Regions from separate parts of the Homo sapiens genome. Here regions 1 and 3 are each linked to region 2. Evidence: chromatin loops called from intact Hi-C (ENCODE). Cell type or tissue: endothelial cell of umbilical vein. All regions are shown on one strand. Links, peaks and the distances in the headings refer to the core of each region. The heading gives the core; the rest is flanking DNA. Region 1 overlaps INPP4B (inositol polyphosphate-4-phosphatase type II B). Region 2 overlaps INPP4B (inositol polyphosphate-4-phosphatase type II B). Region 3 has its middle 14 kb from the start of LINC02432.

Evidence for each region. Peaks named below come from ENCODE experiments on the same cell type or tissue, not always from the same donor. Only the 100,000 strongest peaks of a DNase experiment are listed, where the experiment ranks them.
Region 1: a loop joins it to region 2, with 10 times the contacts of the local background. A loop is called at or near these places in 17 of 110 quality-filtered maps.
Region 3: it touches region 2 in a loop (5-fold over the local background); 11 of 110 quality-filtered maps call a loop at or near these places.

The regions. Positions count from the first base shown.
Region 1 is chr4:142,280,165-142,285,164 of GRCh38, forward strand. The region is part of intron 9 of INPP4B (inositol polyphosphate-4-phosphatase type II B); the gene reads right to left. Among named protein-coding and RNA genes, the nearest start is that of INPP4B, 560 kb to the right of the region's middle. In endothelial cell of umbilical vein, for the core only: a CTCF peak has its summit at 2,881 (motif pointing right); no DNase peak of the experiment used is centred there.
Region 2 is chr4:142,837,234-142,843,073 of GRCh38, forward strand. All of the region lies in intron 1 of INPP4B (inositol polyphosphate-4-phosphatase type II B), which reads right to left. The region is part of intron 3 of USP38-DT (USP38 divergent transcript); the gene reads right to left. Among named protein-coding and RNA genes, the nearest start is that of INPP4B, 6.1 kb to the right of the region's middle. In endothelial cell of umbilical vein, for the core only: a CTCF peak has its summit at 3,508 (motif pointing left); a DNase peak (open chromatin) is centred at 3,488.
Region 3 is chr4:141,343,527-141,349,366 of GRCh38, forward strand. No RefSeq gene overlaps it. Among named protein-coding and RNA genes, the nearest start is that of LINC02432, 14 kb to the left of the region's middle. In endothelial cell of umbilical vein, for the core only: a CTCF peak has its summit at 2,841; DNase peaks (open chromatin) are centred at 2,835 and 4,815; H3K27ac peaks cover 428 bases.

The DNA of each region.
Region 1 (5,000 bases), core at 1-5,000, 560 kb before region 2:
TACATAAACCAGCAATCCCAATTCTAAATATTTACCCTAGAGAAATGAAAACTTAGGGTCACATAAAAACCTATACATGAGAAATTCAGCAGCTTCATTCATAATAGCCAAAAAACTGGAAACAATAGAAATATCCTTTAATGTAAATGGTTAAACAAACTTTGTTGTATCCACAACATGCAATATTAATTTGGCAATAAAAAGAAACTGTTGATACACCACCAACTTGGATGAATTGTAAAGACATTGGACTGAATGAATGAAGTTATCCCAAAAGATTATATACTATACAATTCAATTTATTCAATTTCATTCTCAAAAAGGAATAGCTATTTTGATGGACAACAGATCAGTGGTGGCCAGGGGTTGGTGTGGGTGTGAAGGGGTTTCTTTGTGGTAATGGAAAAGTTCTGTATCTGGACTGTGGATACGGACTCTGTTCATACATGTGTTAAAATTCATAGAACTGTACAACAATAAAAAGTCAATTTTACTCTATGTTAATGTATAAAATGGGATAAATGAGAAAGGACACATCCATTTTCTCCGATAATAAATCAATACCAAACAAACAAACAAAAAAATCGCACAGCCATTTAGTCTGGGCATACAGAAACCACATTATTAAAATGTTATCCTCTTCCATGTCAAGCAAATTTCTGACATTTACTTGGAATGTTGGATTAAAGTATGGATTTTATCCCATGCACTATAAATTCAAAATATCTAAAGACATTAGAAATTTCATATAGGAAAGGAAGAAATTTCACCTGAATAGTAGGAAGCATTTCATAACAGACTAGATTCTCATTCAGGAGGTGCAATATATTTACCAAGCCAGTGATGCATAAATCAGCTGGCCACCTATCATCTAAAATTATCACATTTAGACCTACAGAAAAGAAACTGTTCCTGAGACTTTTTGTTAAGTTCATTTATTTCATTTTTTTTTTTTGTATTTTTAGTTTTGAGTAAGAGAAAGAGGAAAAGAGTGCTACACCTTTTAAACACAGACTATTGGGAGAGGAAGATGATTGTGGCAAGAAAGAAATATGTTATAGGAGGTTATAGATAGATGACTGGGAATACCTGACTTCCTGTGGAAATTTTCAGAAGCAAAAAATAGATACACTTATAAGGCCAGGTGAAAACAGTCTGGATAGATAGCTAAGCATTTTTTTTTTTTTGCTTCTTCAACAAAAACTTTTTACATGAATGGTTTGTAAACATTACAAAACCAATCAAAATGCTTTTAGACACTCTGAAAACTTTCCATAGATAACAGGTATGGAGAACTGGAGTATTAAATTATTAAACAATCAGTATTAAATGCTAGTGATGTGACAATATTTAATATTCAAATTTGGAATTATATATAGAGAATTTGTATGCTTTTGGGTTTTATGTCTTTTTAATGGTAGGAAAGAATGCAAAGAAATCTCTAAAATAACAGCTAGTATTAAAAGGTCAACGTTATACAGTGTTGAACATAATTTTAGAGTGTAATGTATTTCAAACCTGTGCACCCAGAAATTCACTGAGCTTTAAATTACACAATGAGGCATGTACTCTGAAACTGAGCAATTCTTAATCCCTGTATTTTTATGCTTAATTGCATTAGGATTTGTTTTAAATGTTTGTCACTCAGTTATAAAATCCTGTGATTTTTAAATTTTTTAAATTCTCATTTACTCTGACAACACATAATAAAATCATTTTAAAATACATAAAACACCATAAAGATGTAAAATTAAGGTCAAAATTACAGAAAATACTAATTTACAAATATTTATTAAGCACTTACTAGTACTATTAAACGCTAATCCATGCACAATAATGTAACAGAACAAAATTCTCTGCCCGCATGGAACTTATATTCTAGTGATAAACAAATGTGATATGTCAAAATATGACAAGTGCCATGGAGAAAAATTAAGCAGGGTAAAAGGTGGATGAGTGCTGTGTTGGGGCTGCTACTTTGTTTTCAGTGGTTGGGAAAGGCTTTTTAATAAGATGACATTTGAACACACACCTAAAGTGTAAAGAAATGAGTCATACATCCTTCTTGGGGCAAGATTTTTGCAGAAAGAAGCAGATGATCCCAAAGCCTTGAAGTGAATCCTGGTTACCCTATTTGAGAAACAGCAAAGATGCCAATGTGGCTAAAGCTAGATAGGTGGGGAAGAAAGGACTAGAAGACCAAATCAGATGGGTATGTATTAGTTCTCCATTGCTACATAACAAATTTCCATAAACCCACTGACCTAAACTCTGACTGGACTTATTATCTCACAGTTTCTATAAATCAAAAGTCCAGTCAGAGTCCTCTGCTCAGGGCCTAACAAGGTTGAAATCAAGATATAGGCTGGAATGCAGTCTTAGAAAAATCCACGTTATAACTAATTCAGCTTGTTGGTAGAACTTATTTTCTTGTGGCTTTAAGACTGAGGTTCGCATTTTCTTGTTGGTTATCAGGATAACACTCAGTCTCAAGGCCATTCTTGCCATAAGGCCCTCCACATTGGCAGTTCACATGGTGGTTTGCCTCCTCAAGGTCAGAATTTCCATCTCCAGTCTGCTAAGACACTATTATGCATGGTTATCCCAGCCACCTGTGTATAATTACAGGCAGCATATATTCACGGTGCAACCTGTAATCAAGGGGCGGGTGTTATGTAGAGCAGCTGCACCAGGGGCTGAGAATCTTGGGGAACATCTTAGCATTCTGATTACCACAGCAATGGGGAGTGAGATGATGTAGAGCTCTATAGAAAACACTGTAAGACCTTTGCCTTTTACTTTGAGTGAGGTCAAATAATCAACAGAAGATTTTGAACTGACAAGTTTTAGACACAACTTGGGCTGCAATATGGAAAATAAACTGTAGGGGGCAGAGAGGATCATGAAGATGAGTTTGGAGAAATTAGGAGGAAGAGGAGATGTATCCGATTTTAGTTTTATTTTTAAGGTAGAGCTAATAAGATACTGTGACTGACTGGCTATAGAGAATATGAGAAAGAGGAATCAGAGACTACATGGATTTTTCCCTCAACAATAGGAAGGGTAGCATTGCAATTTCCTACATGGGGAGATGGTGAGGACAAACAGAATTTGGGGACATGGTGGGCAGCAGGCAGGAATGAGGAGCTCAGTTTAGCAGATTTTAAATTTGAGACACTTATTTAGTGTTCAATTATCATTAGGTCGTTGGATATTAGAGTCAGGAGTTCAAGGAATTGGCCAAGGCTAGAGCTATAAGAACAGTCATGCGTTGCTAGATGACAGAATATATTCTAAGAAATATGCCATTAGGCAATTTTGTCCTTGTGTGAATGTCATAGAGTGTACTTACATAAACCTAGATGATATAGTCTGCTACTCACCTAGGCTATATGGGATAGCCTTTTGCTCCTAGGCTAAAAAGCTGTACAGCACGTTACTGTACTGAATACTATGGGCAATTATAACACAATGGTTAGTACTTGTGTACCTAAACATGGAAAAGGCAGAGCAAAAATATGGTGTTATAATCTTATGGAACCACCATTGGTTGTATATGCAGTCTGTCATTGACCAAAACATCATTATGTGATGCATCGCATATAGGAATCATCAGAATACAGATGACATTAAAAGCTTTAAGACTAGATGGAAGAAAGTGAATGAAGAGTGAAGAGGAGACTTTTCATCCTAAACTGAGGTATAGGACCCTTTAACATTTATAGGTGATAGTGATGAGGAGCAACCAGCAAAAGAAACAGAGAAGAAATGACCACAGGAAAATGAAGTCTGGTGTCCCAGATAACAAGGGAAGAATAGGTTTTGAGGAGTGAGCAATTGATCCACTGGGCAGATATCCCAAGGAAGAGGAACACTGACAATTATCCTTTGGATTTAGCAATATGGAGCCATTACTGATCATGACAAATGCTGTTTAGCTGCTAAAGTAATAGGAATGAAAACCTGATGAGAATAGATTCAAAAGACAATCAGAGGAGGGAGGCAAAGTAGACATAGTTCTTACTCTGGTTCTGCTATAAAGAGGACCAGAGAAATGGGACATAAGTTAGAAAGATAAACAGGAGATTTGATGGCATTTTTTAACGCTGATACACATGATCTAGCAGAGAAAATAATTTATGATGCAAAAGAAAAATGACATAAGTGCTGGAATAATGTTCTCAAATAAGTGAGAAGAGATAGAATCTAAAACACTAGACAGAAGACGAGTTGACTTTAGAAACGAAAAGGGAGTTTTTGTATAATAACAGGAAGAAAGGTAGAGAAGGTGCAGGTAGACTAGTAAACATGGCATGGGAAATTGTCAAATTTTCCTTCTCAGGGAAATGAAAATCAGATAAATCAGCTGATAGGTTGGTAAATGTGGAGTGGGAACTTGTCAGATTCTTCTTCTCAGTGAAACAGAAACTATAAATCAGCAGAGAAAGAGGAAGAGGAGAGATATTTTAGAGCTTTTAGGAATGTGGAGGTGTAAAATAGTGGTCCCAGAAAGTGGGAGAGTGAATGAATCAGGGGAGCATAGTGGGTACAGTATTAGCAAGGGTACCTATACCCTTGCTAGGTATAACTAGGGGTCGTGTACCAAATAAAACCTGTAAGCACGGAAGTCAAGTTTCCCCAGCCTGTTCAGCTACAGCAATACAAGTGTGAAATAGGTATGCGAAACTCTGGGCTTAGCCACAGTTTTTGTTGTAATTTTTAAATCAGTGAATTAATCAGTTAATCAATTTATATTTTGCTTGTGGAATATAGCAACAGGATAGCGGGGCACAGGAGTTGAGGGTATATGCGAGGGAATCGTTTTGTGATTTCTCAGTGATGGATAAGAAAAGTGGATGTGGGGGAGGGGCTGTGTAGGACAGAGCAGGACTTCACATCAATGACTCGGGACAGTCAAAGAGCAACTGGAGGGAGTGTACTGGAAAGAGAGGTGATAGAACTCAGAAAATAGGATGCTTAAAATTGAGACTCTGGAGCAT
Region 2 (5,840 bases), core at 414-5,413:
TAGCACTACAAAATGAAGTACAAATAAAAATACACATTTCAAAAATGTTCAATCTCAAACAATAGTAGAAGAATATAGTACTTTTTTTATTTGTATAAATTTAGGGAGTACAAATACAGTCTTGTTACATGGATATATTGCATAGTACTTTAAAGCCTAGACTTCTGAGTAAAATCAATCTTGGTCCAAGACCCAATTCTACCACTTACCTGCTGTGTGATCTTGGGTAAGTCACTTAACCTCTCAAAAAATAAGTTTTCGAACATTTAAAATAGGAATGAAAATATTGTCCTCCCTTTATGTTGTTGCAAAGAGTAAATGAGATAATATAAAGGTTTTGCATGGTAAATTGTCTATAAGAAGGGCTCAATAAATTTTAGCTTTTGTTGTTGTTGTTACAATCACATTCACCTTTCCAATTAACAAACTTTAAAAAAAATCCCTCAATACTGGTGAGGATGGCAAAATGATTTATATCTTCCAGAAAGAATGAAATGAGTGCAAGCTTTCTGGAAAGCAATTTGGTAATATGTATAAGGCACTTTTAAAAGGTTCATACCCTTTATCCAGCATATCACATTTAGGAATCACTCCTAAGAAAAATAATGAGAAAAATAGACAAGGAATATAAAAAAATGAGATCATACAGAAAATATCCATCACAGTGTGATAGCAAAAACATTACCAATAATCTTAAGGTCTAAGTTGAGAGGGAAGGCTAAACAATTGATAATAATTCATAGGCCTATTAAAGAGCAATGAAAAGCTAGACAAGTGCTTACAGCCATGGGAAAGTGGTGTTTTTTTTTTTTTAAGTATTTATTGCTGTGAACCAGAACAGAGCTTATCACAGTAGCTGGCAAATAGTAAGACTCAATCAATAATTCAATTGAATTGAACTATAGAATTCTAAGCGACAAAAAGCAGGCATTCATTTTTCACACACATACACACACACACATATCTAAACTTATATGAAAGAATCACACAAACTCTAGAAGTAAATATGATATAATTCTAACAATATTGTCTTTTGATGATTTTTTTCTGACTCTTTGGGCTTTTCTCTACTTCCCATTTTTTTTTCAATGGAGACTTCGTACATTTATAATCAGAAAAATAGAGAGTAGGAAAAAAAAAGAAAGAAATCCTAGAAATTGAGTAGAAGCCAGCTGTATCAATTATTTCTCATTACACTAATCTGAGTGTATACTCTTCTTTACTCCTACCCAAAATATAAAATAGGAAAAAGGATATGAATAGCATGAATAAATTGGGAGGCAGTCTTTAAAACATACCGTATGAAAAAAATATTGCAGTAAATTTCAAAAAAAGTCAAAAAAGTATGTATCTAATATTAAGAAAATTATACATATGCTTTGCTCCCTATATAACTTGCAAGTATAAAAGACACACCATGGCATAAACCCTTTAGGTACAAATTACACATTGTTTTACAATGGAATTATATTTGCTTTTAGATACTCAATGTCACAAAGATTCATACATAGTGGTTATCATCAAGTTTTTAAAATCTGAAAAAATTCTATTCATTTAAAACTTCAACTCTATATGAAATCCAAAAGGTGTATTTCAGGAGATCAATGACATTCTCCAAGGGGAAAACCAAACAATTTCTCAGATTCCCCAGTTCTCAAACACACTCACCACAGACTGCCCTAGAAAGTGACAGAATATGTCAACCAGTGCTTCAAGTTACATGAGGGTGTGGCTGCCAGGCCACTGGCTGGACTCACTCACTGAAAGTTCAGTCTCCAAAAGGATGTGACTTAAATTCACACCTCAGTAAAATTATAGCTTACTATATGTCATGTACCTTTAAAGATGGATGGTAAAACCTTGACTCATGAAAAGCTAAGTTGTTGTATTCCATGGGTCTGCTATATCTACAATGTCTGCCGCTTATAAAAGTAAAACTTTGGCTGGGTCTGGTAGGCTCATGCCTGTAGTCCCATCACTTTTGGAGGCTAAGGCGGGTGGATAACCTGAGGTCAGGAGTTCGAGACCAGCCTGGCCAACATAGTAAAACCTCATCTCTACTAAAAATACAAAAATTAGCCTGGCATGGTAGTGTGCGCCTGTAATCCCAGCTACCCAGGAGGCTGAGGCAGGAGAATCACTGGAACCCGGGAGGCAGAGGCTGCACTCCAGCCTGAGCGACAGAGCAAGACTCCATCTCAACAACAACAACAAAAAAAATGACATAGGACATAAACTGAAGTCTATACCTCAATCATGTAACAAGTTCAAGTACTTAATTTACCTAATGCCAAGAGTTTGGACTTTTAAAGTAAAATATGTAGTGTTTTTACTATAGTAATTATTTTTTAAATTTTCCTTTGTATGATAAAAATATTTGTAAATAACTGCTTTGTAAGTGTATTTCTTTTGATGTAACTTCTAAGGTTTGCTTCCAAAAACTCCTAAGAGGGAAAATGTGAGTGGGACTGTAAATGAAATGAGAATGGCCACAATTTGACAATTATTGAAACTGGCTGATGGGTATGTGGGAATGCATTGTACTACTCTTATTTTCTACCTTTGAAATGTTACATAATAAAAACCTTTTAAAAAAGGAAATGCATTTCTTAATTATGCCAATTTGGGTTCATTAACTTAATTTCTTTGTTCTCCATTCTTACAATAGCCACATCCAGTGAACATGGCTGAAATGTCCACCACATTGATCTTGAGGACATTCCAACCAGACACTTAAACAATACAGAGATCGCATTCTGATGCACAGATGACAGAATAAATTAATTGACTCAGCTATGTCCCATAATTTAATTATTCAGTCAAAGGCAAGGGTGTATATATCCAGCTTAACCAAGAAGAAATTGTAAAACAAGTTTCAGCTGTCATTGTAACCAATAAATTATAGTACTATATGGCTGATTCAATTTGGTCACTGGTGACCGGGTCATCACTATAACAGAGGACATTAGGGGATCTGCTGAAGTGTCATTGAGGTAATTTGCACTTTTTTTGCATTCTTCCAAGGGCAATGCAACAGAAAAAAAATAATAGTTATAGTCTTTGACTCCTAGAAAAAAAGAATTTGCTCAGCAGATGCTGTGAGGGGATTAGGATTAAAAATGCAAATGGTTAATACAATATCTATTTTAGAATAATCATAAGTTTTTTTCTATCATGTTCATTTAATTTTTTTTCCTTTCTCTTACCCAGACACAAACAGAATTTTAGCATATTTAATTTAATTCCTAACAGTTCCTCACATAAGCAGATCTCACATAAAAGCAGAGTGTGTTAAATATTACAATCAAATCTTTAAAGTATTACTCATAATAGATCTTCTGAATATACTACTAAGAATTTAGGTGCCTGTTGACTTTAACTTTATTAACTCACTATGATGTAAATAAATTATGTTTAAAAGAAAAGTTTTAAAAAATGAATATATTGCACTTAAAATGACTCAAGGTTTCTAAGCATTGCACACTGCCACCTAGTGCTAAATGTCTCTTTAACACCAAATGCACAATGGATGTCTTCCACAAAGTGGAAATGCTATATTTTAAACAAAATTTATTCAGAACAACAGGTCTAAAATACTTTATTCATAATTCCTTCAAAATAAGAATGCTATTGGAGATAAATGCAATGACATATACCATAAAATCACACCCATCTCAAATTAAAATTTAAAAGATCTGAATGGATTAGTTAATATAAAAAATTGCAAGTCTTGTTAATAAAGACATCCTCTTTTTAAAAACAAAGTGATTTACAGGTTTTGTTAAGGAAGACAAGAAATTTTTACTTTTTTAAAAAAAAGTGATTTTTAACTACTGCGCATCAATTATGCAGCTATTCTCTTATGAATGTGATGTATGCTAATCTCTAAGTGGAATATGTGGTTATCTAGCAAGTTTCGCATAAGAAGATGTTGAAAAAGACATCATAGAGTGTTAACTGATCACTAACAGTACTTTAAAGCTTCCTTGGAGATAACCATAATCTCCATGCACCTATAGGTTCTAACTTCAATTAAAGATCCCACTGGTTTTAGTCCTACTTTATTTTTTATTTTCCCAGCATTGAATAGTTTTTGTGTTTTGGTTGTTCTAATGGCAAGAGCTCATCTCTGATCTTTTGGCTAAGAAAGCAAAGCCCCATGAAAATGAATGAGAACCATTTTGAAAGAACTAAAGGAAAGATTGCTATTGATGGTCAGGGAGTATATTCTATTTAATTCATTGTATTCTAAAATGGTAGTCCCCAAGTCTGATCTACTTAATGCACTACAACTATCTATTCTAAGAACTAAGGTGAAAGGTGAAAGGCTCATATTTCTGTCAAATTTTTCATAGTAAAAAATATTAAGAGGATTCCTTGTAAATCATTGTTGCTTAACATTTAAAAACTCACACTCTCTTTTGAGAAACATAAAAATCTCGAAGTTCTCCTTCAAAGCTATTTAAAATATATAAATAAATGATCTATTATAAACAACTAGTAAATGAAAATTTTTAAAAATCATATTTTTCTTTTGATCTTGGAAGATGCTTTACATTGATGCTGTTACTCCAATCATTAGAAGTCAGCATGACAATTAAAGTTGTCTGTGTATCTCGCAAACTTTTCTATCCTTGTAAAACAACAAAGAAAAACAATTGAGTAATTTCACCATTGTTTTTTGTATTGCTTTATTTTCATAACCAGAAGAGTATGTAAAGATAGATAGATAGACACAGATAGATAGATTGATAGATAGATCGATAGACAGATAGATAGATACAGGCTCTCCTTTTAAGGGAGGAGATGTTGCCTTCATTCCCTTGAATATTATTGATTTAGATAATTCCCAAAGAAATGTATAACCAAAACCACATGATTTGAAAAACTTCTCAAAATTTCCTTTAATCAGTTTAAACAAATTACTGCCAATTCTATTTCACTTAGTTCTTCATAGGGCTATTTAAAATCAGGACACCAAGTTGGCATGGCTGCCTAATACAGAAGATAGAATTTACTCAAAATACTGCAACTCAAGAAACTCAGTTTGAAATATATTATTTAAGGACATATACTGTATTGAAACCCAATTCACATCATGCTGGAATGACATCTATTATAATAGCTAATGTTTGGTGAAATTACACAGTCCATTGAAAAAAATCTAAAGTTCTGGCTCCTAGATATTCCATTGGCCTTATGGTATACCATTGATAGCAAGATACTTCCAAGAAATAAGAAATAAGATAGTGAGTACAACTGTGCCTTATTTAAAAAACTATTACATATATTATATTATAATATATACAATATCTATTATATATAATATATAATATATGATATATAAGATAGTTATTGTATTATTATATGTATAATATATAATATATTTATATATAATAATCCTAACATAATATATTATGTTAATATATAACATAATATAATATTAATATATTAATATAATATATAATATATAAATATAATATATTAATATATTATAATATTAATATAATATATAATATATCTATAATAATCCTAACATAATATACTGATATATAAATATATAATTATATATAAATATGTATGATATATATAAATTTATATATCATATATATCAAAATATATATAAATAATGATATATATAAATATATATGATTATTATATATTTATATATAATAATATATATACTATATATAATATACTGGATATATATAAATATACATATATAAATTATATATAATGTAGTCCATAAAATTTCCTAAACATTTTAAATGTTTCTTTTAATCTACAAGGTAGTGAAAATATATTTAAAAAAATAAACTAACACAGTTTGATTCAAGTGA
Region 3 (5,840 bases), core at 373-5,372, 1.5 Mb before region 2:
GTGGGATGGTTTGGAATGGTTCAACATGGCAGAAAGGAGTGATTAAAAAGATAATCAAGAGAGATAGTAAACACAACATCTGAAGCAGAGGGAAGCCAGGATGCAGGTGGCATCTGAAATTACTGATTGATAAGGCAATTCCATACTTCTTCCCTTCTTTGAACTAAAAAATCTGGGATATTTATAGATACCTGAGAAGGAAGAAGGGCTGACATCCTGTTAATTTTTAGGCACTGCTCTCAATCTGTTGGATCCACAATGTTTTTTAATTCAAGAACCACCTGAGTTACCATTACAATTTGTTTTGGGGGACAATGAAATATGTAGACTCAGCCAGAAAGAAGGGGGTTAGGGGACTCTTAGCTGTGGGTATGTGGATAAAGTTAAGAAGGTGAACTGAGAAATCAAACAATTGAGAACGACAGATGCCAGACTCAAGAGCATGAATTTATCCTATAGGCCATGAGGAGCCAATGAAGATTGCCATGTAGTGTAATGACATAGGGGAAGAAAGATTATACAATATAGATTTAGATTTGATCCATGTGTGCAGGATGGCTTGGGGTTCATGCCAGAGGATCTGGCATAAAACCTTGTCTAACTAATGGGGGCCTTGATCATAGATGTGAAAGAAGAATGCTAAAGAGTAGATGTGAGGGACATGAAGAAAACAAATGTTAGTAAGATTGGGGACAGATTGGATGTCTAATTAGATGACTTACTCACTTTAATCTCTTGTATTAACTTTAATTGTTAGATACAACATATATTAAGCTACAATTCTATTAGTTAGTACGCAGAGTGAGTTAAATAGGCCATCACACATCTTTCAAGAGTTTCTAATTCAGAATAGGCAATCATAGTTTTAAAAAGCACACAAAACAAATTATGTAAGAAAATTAATGATTAGGAAGAGTCACCTTAAAATAGTGTACATTCTGAGTTACAATACATTTTAAAGGAAATGCAGTTTTATTGATTTCAAGTTTATATAGAACTAGGAGTTCTAGGTTAATATTAAGTAGAAGAAGTTCTGTTTTATTAACAGATAACATTTTAAAAATTAATATTAGTATTAATAGGTAAAATTTTTCAAAATAATTTTTAATCATAAAATTTGTCCTATCCATTTAAAAGTTTGGGATAAATTTGGTCAGAATTTAAGAAGTTCTTTAAAATATGTAATTATATTTGATACAAGTGTAAGATAATTTAGAAACCCAGAGAATAATATAAAATTCTGGGACTAGGATATTAACATTTCTAATGGTCTACCAAACCATCTGGGCAGCAATTCTAGAGGAGGAATTCAAGGAGTTGTTTCTGGAGTAGAAGAAGAAAAGTACTTGTAGGTTTGAGCCCGTGCCTCCTATATATTTGTTATGGACTGAAATGCAACCCCACAAAATTCATATGTTGAAGCCCTGACTCAGTATGTATTTGGAAATAGGGCTTTTAAGAGAGTAATTAAGATTAAATTAGATCATAGGTATGGGCACTAATCCAGTAGGATTGATGTCTTTATAAGAAGAGAGAGGGACACCAGAGCTCTCTCTCTTTCTGTGAGTGCACAGAGGAAAGGCCACCTGAGAGCATGGTGAAAATGTAGCCGTCTCAAAACAGACCAGTTCTGAACAAGATGTTAGTGGTCATTTTGGGATTTTCTCCTCATCTTTGCTAGTTGAAATCTTAGATGGTTGAATTTACATTATAGCTTCATGAATTAATTGAACTTACTTTAATTTAAAAGAATAGTGAAACTGGCTGGTTTTCAAAGCACCTCTGACCTCTAATATGTTCCTCTATCACGTGGACTTGTGTTGTCATAATTAAGATTTTACCACCCAGAATGGTGGGCAACACAGAGATCTGGAATATTTCTTCTTCCGTTTCTTTCTTTCTGTTTCTCTGTCTTGTATGATAGTGACGAGCATGTACTTATGAACTTAAAAGGCATAAGGAAAAATTAATATTCACAGAAGTAGTTGAAGTATACATGCCTTAAAAAATCTGTCATATGGTTTGCAATTGTTTCTTGTATTTATTTTTAAACTTTGCATTAAAGAAGCTGACATTCCTGTGGCCTTGGAACTAGACCCCAGCTTTCCAGGAAAAGTAATTTTTTATGGCAATTAGATGGCTTAGACCAAAGCTTTTAACAACTCAGAGTCTGTCGAACAAGAAGATATTATCTCAATTCCTTTGTTAGAAAAGAAGATTTAAATTTCATTATTACTTCTTATCCATTTGGGAAAATAATGCTTCTGGTAAAAATGCCATTATTGTGTATGTTAACATTTAAGATTTGCACATATAATTCTGTCATAACTCCTCTAAGCCTGATCAAGCCAAAAGATGAGTATTGGGAATTACTATTTAAAGAGGAATCAGTCAGAAAAATGCCTGAGTTACATTTATTCAGATTTTAATCAATTAATTGTTCATTTAATAACTTGCTTATTTATTTTTATTTACTAGGTACCTATATTATACGTAACACTATGGACAAATATAATAAAAATCAAAATGTGACACTACTAGAAATAGCTTACTCTAAGTCAATTTCCTTCCAATAATTTTAGGGCAAATAGATGAATTCTGATATTTTTTGTTAAAATAACTCTTCATTTAAAACTGTTGGTGATTCTAGCCTTCTCTTGAATCTTGTTAGAAAAGGCATATGATTGTGGCTTTGAATTTAATTTTACAAAGTGAGGTTTTCCAGCTTCATAATAAACTACAGACCTCATTTCCAAGGGAATCAGTCATAAAGGATGGAGAGTAAATATTAATGTTCCAGTTCCTAAAATGTCCTTTAGATGTCTCTGTTTCATATCTCATGTGGACCAATACAGCAGGCCACTGGGAAAGACATTGCCTGAAGCTGGCTTCCTGACAAGTTGAATTTGTCCTCAAAGGACAAACGAAGCTCTTTGAAAATAGAATTTGACAAAGTTAATGAAAGAAAAATGTAGATGATGGCATGCAAATATATCATTACTACTTCATAATATTTTTATAACCCAAAAAATCATCTATAAAGGGGAGATGTCCTTTTCTACTTAGCTTGCAGACAATTCTGTTGCATAATATAAATTTAACACTATTTGGTTTTGTAGTGCAATCTGTGTTTTTATTAAAGCATATTCATTCAAGCTGGTCTTGAAAGAATCTTGAATGAACAGTAGAATGAAAGCTAAGATGTGATATTGATAAAAGGGGACTTAAGTAAACATCTAAATAATGTGCATTGATAAACCTTAGCCTTTCTCCCTCTTAACATACAGAAAGTGAGTAGGTGTGGCTTAGGTCCAATGGGCAGTATATTAGGGGATTTCTCTATGGAGTAGTTGATTGGCTAAAGGGAAAAGATCTACATACTCTGAGATTTCTGGGTTTTAATCACCCTACAATGAGGCCCACCAATTCAAATGTTCTGCCACCCAGACAGAGCTACTGATTGGTTATAAATTTGAATAGGTAGACAGGGACCACTAGACATGTGAAGAAAGCATCTCATTTGAAAGTCAGAGCCAAGAGCAAGATGAAAGGAACTCAGAGGAAGTAAAGACAGTGTAGGAACAGAAGAAAAAAATGATAAGATAAATATCCTAGGGAATGCGGGAAATATATTTTACTTCTGAAGCAATAACAGGGAGCTATAAAAATAAAAGAATAAGAAATTCATAAGAAAAATATTTTCAGCAGAAGTAAAAAAATTTAATAGAAATACAAAAGATAAAGTGAAGACTCTTCCAGAAAATTAGAACAAAAAGAGAAAGACATAGCAGATAAGAAAGAAAATATTTTAAAAAAATCAGTCGACCAAATCAGGGTCAAAATGTTTAACTATTATGTTTTCAAGAAAGAGAATAAAAATCAGAGAGAGAGGGGAAAAAATCTTCAAGAAATAATGTAGGAAAACTTGTGAGTATTGAAAGCTTTGAATTTCTAGGTTGACAGCCATCTGAGTGCCCAAAAATGAATGATAGAAAATCTGCATCAACACATAACAACATGAAATTTCAGAACCGTGAGGATAAAAAGACAACCCTAAAAGTAGCCAGGTAGAAATAACAGGTCACATTCAAAAGATGGTACTCAAACAATGGAGAAGTCCCTTCAAACTTGTAAGGAGAAATGAATTACAACCCAGAATTACAAGCTCAGCCAAGCTATCAATCAACTGTGAATGTAGAATGATATTTTCCAATATGTGGGATCTCAAAAAATGTGCATTCTGTTCATATTTCTCAGAACACTATTATGTACTTCATCAGAAAGAGGACCAACAAAAAGAGGAAGCCTCTGCATCCAAGTAAAAGATGCTACATGACAGGAGAGGGATAAAGGGACTATCTAAACGATGGTGCAGGGAAGTCCCAGGATGACAATTGTGTAATGAATCTGAGAACAGTCAGTTCAGGTCAGAAAAATTAGCCCAGAGAACTTCAAGTAGTATGTTTCCAAACTAAACAGAACTGATACTACCCAGTGCTGCACATTTGATCGCTGAAAATTATACTTCCAACAAATCAAAGATAATCAAAATACTATTTTTGTCTTGCATCGTCCCTTTATAATTTTTCAGTGGTGGGATTTTTTTTTTACTATTTTTCTTATGAATAAATTTTCTAGAAGTCTACATAGCCAATGAGCTCACTCCTAGAAGCTATAGAGCCCTGGAGGCAGAAACAGACTAGCTGTTTACCAAGCCTGTTTCTTTTTCTTCTGTTGCACAAACATAGTGTTTCCCAGCTTCTCTTGCAGTTTTGCATGACCACGTAACTGAGTTCTGGACAATGCACATGTAAGAGGAAATGACATGGCACTTCAGGGCCATGGCTCATAACAAATCTTGATACAAGAGGCTTCTTGTTTTTTCTCCTATCAGATTCATGCAGAAATGAACCTAGTGGCTCCAAAAGCTGTATGTTAATGATGGTGGAACCCTAAGGTGGAAAGAGACTGGGTTTCTAAGTCACTGCTTGGCGCTTGCAGCATAGTCAACTGTGAATCAAGAACAGGCATGTCAGGTGGTAAAAAAGTATACTTCTATTGTCCTGCCATCACAGCACATCTAGCAAAACTGTCCTCTGGAGACCTGGAAGGCAAACCATGTTTCTAGTCAGCCTATGGCTTGGGAAAGGGTTTGGAAAGTCAGTCATGGGCTTTACCTTGTGTTTCCAGCAAAGTCTTACTAAAAAGGGATGAGCTTAAGAAAGACTTGGCTATTTTGAAAGCAGAAATGAAAGTGAAAAGAGAAAGACTGAAAATTTGGGCCCTTGAATTTGAGGCTTCAATCTTAGATATACTCTCAATATGTCAAATAGACTATCCAATTCCAGACCATAAATAAAACTGCATTTGGTTTAATATCCCATCTCAATGGCTCACCTGAAGTGGACCAGCTGCTTCCCGTGGAAGAGGGGCAGGTAATTTTTCTATCCTCTTGCCCACTTATATGCTACTTATAAGTTGTCATTGCTGTTGCCATGGGAATGGAGTCAGAGACTAGAAAGGCAAAGGATGCAGGGAAGTTTATGCTAGCTCTGATACTGTAAGATGGGCAGATGTCTGCAGGTGATTTTCCCTCTTTGGGTTGCTTTGGTGGCTCTGCAGGGTCACCCCCTGTGGGGCTCATCTGGCTGCAACAACTGCAGCTCTCTAGCCCAGTGCTCAGCCCCTGGGTTTAGGGAACCACTATCCACTCTCTATTTTGGTTAGAGGCTCATTACACTTCCAGAAAGTCCTTCTTGGACAGAGCTAAAGGTGGCCCCCAGCTAGCTCTCTCCTGAGGTCCTCATCTCCTCCACCAGAAATACTTTACTGCCCAAAGA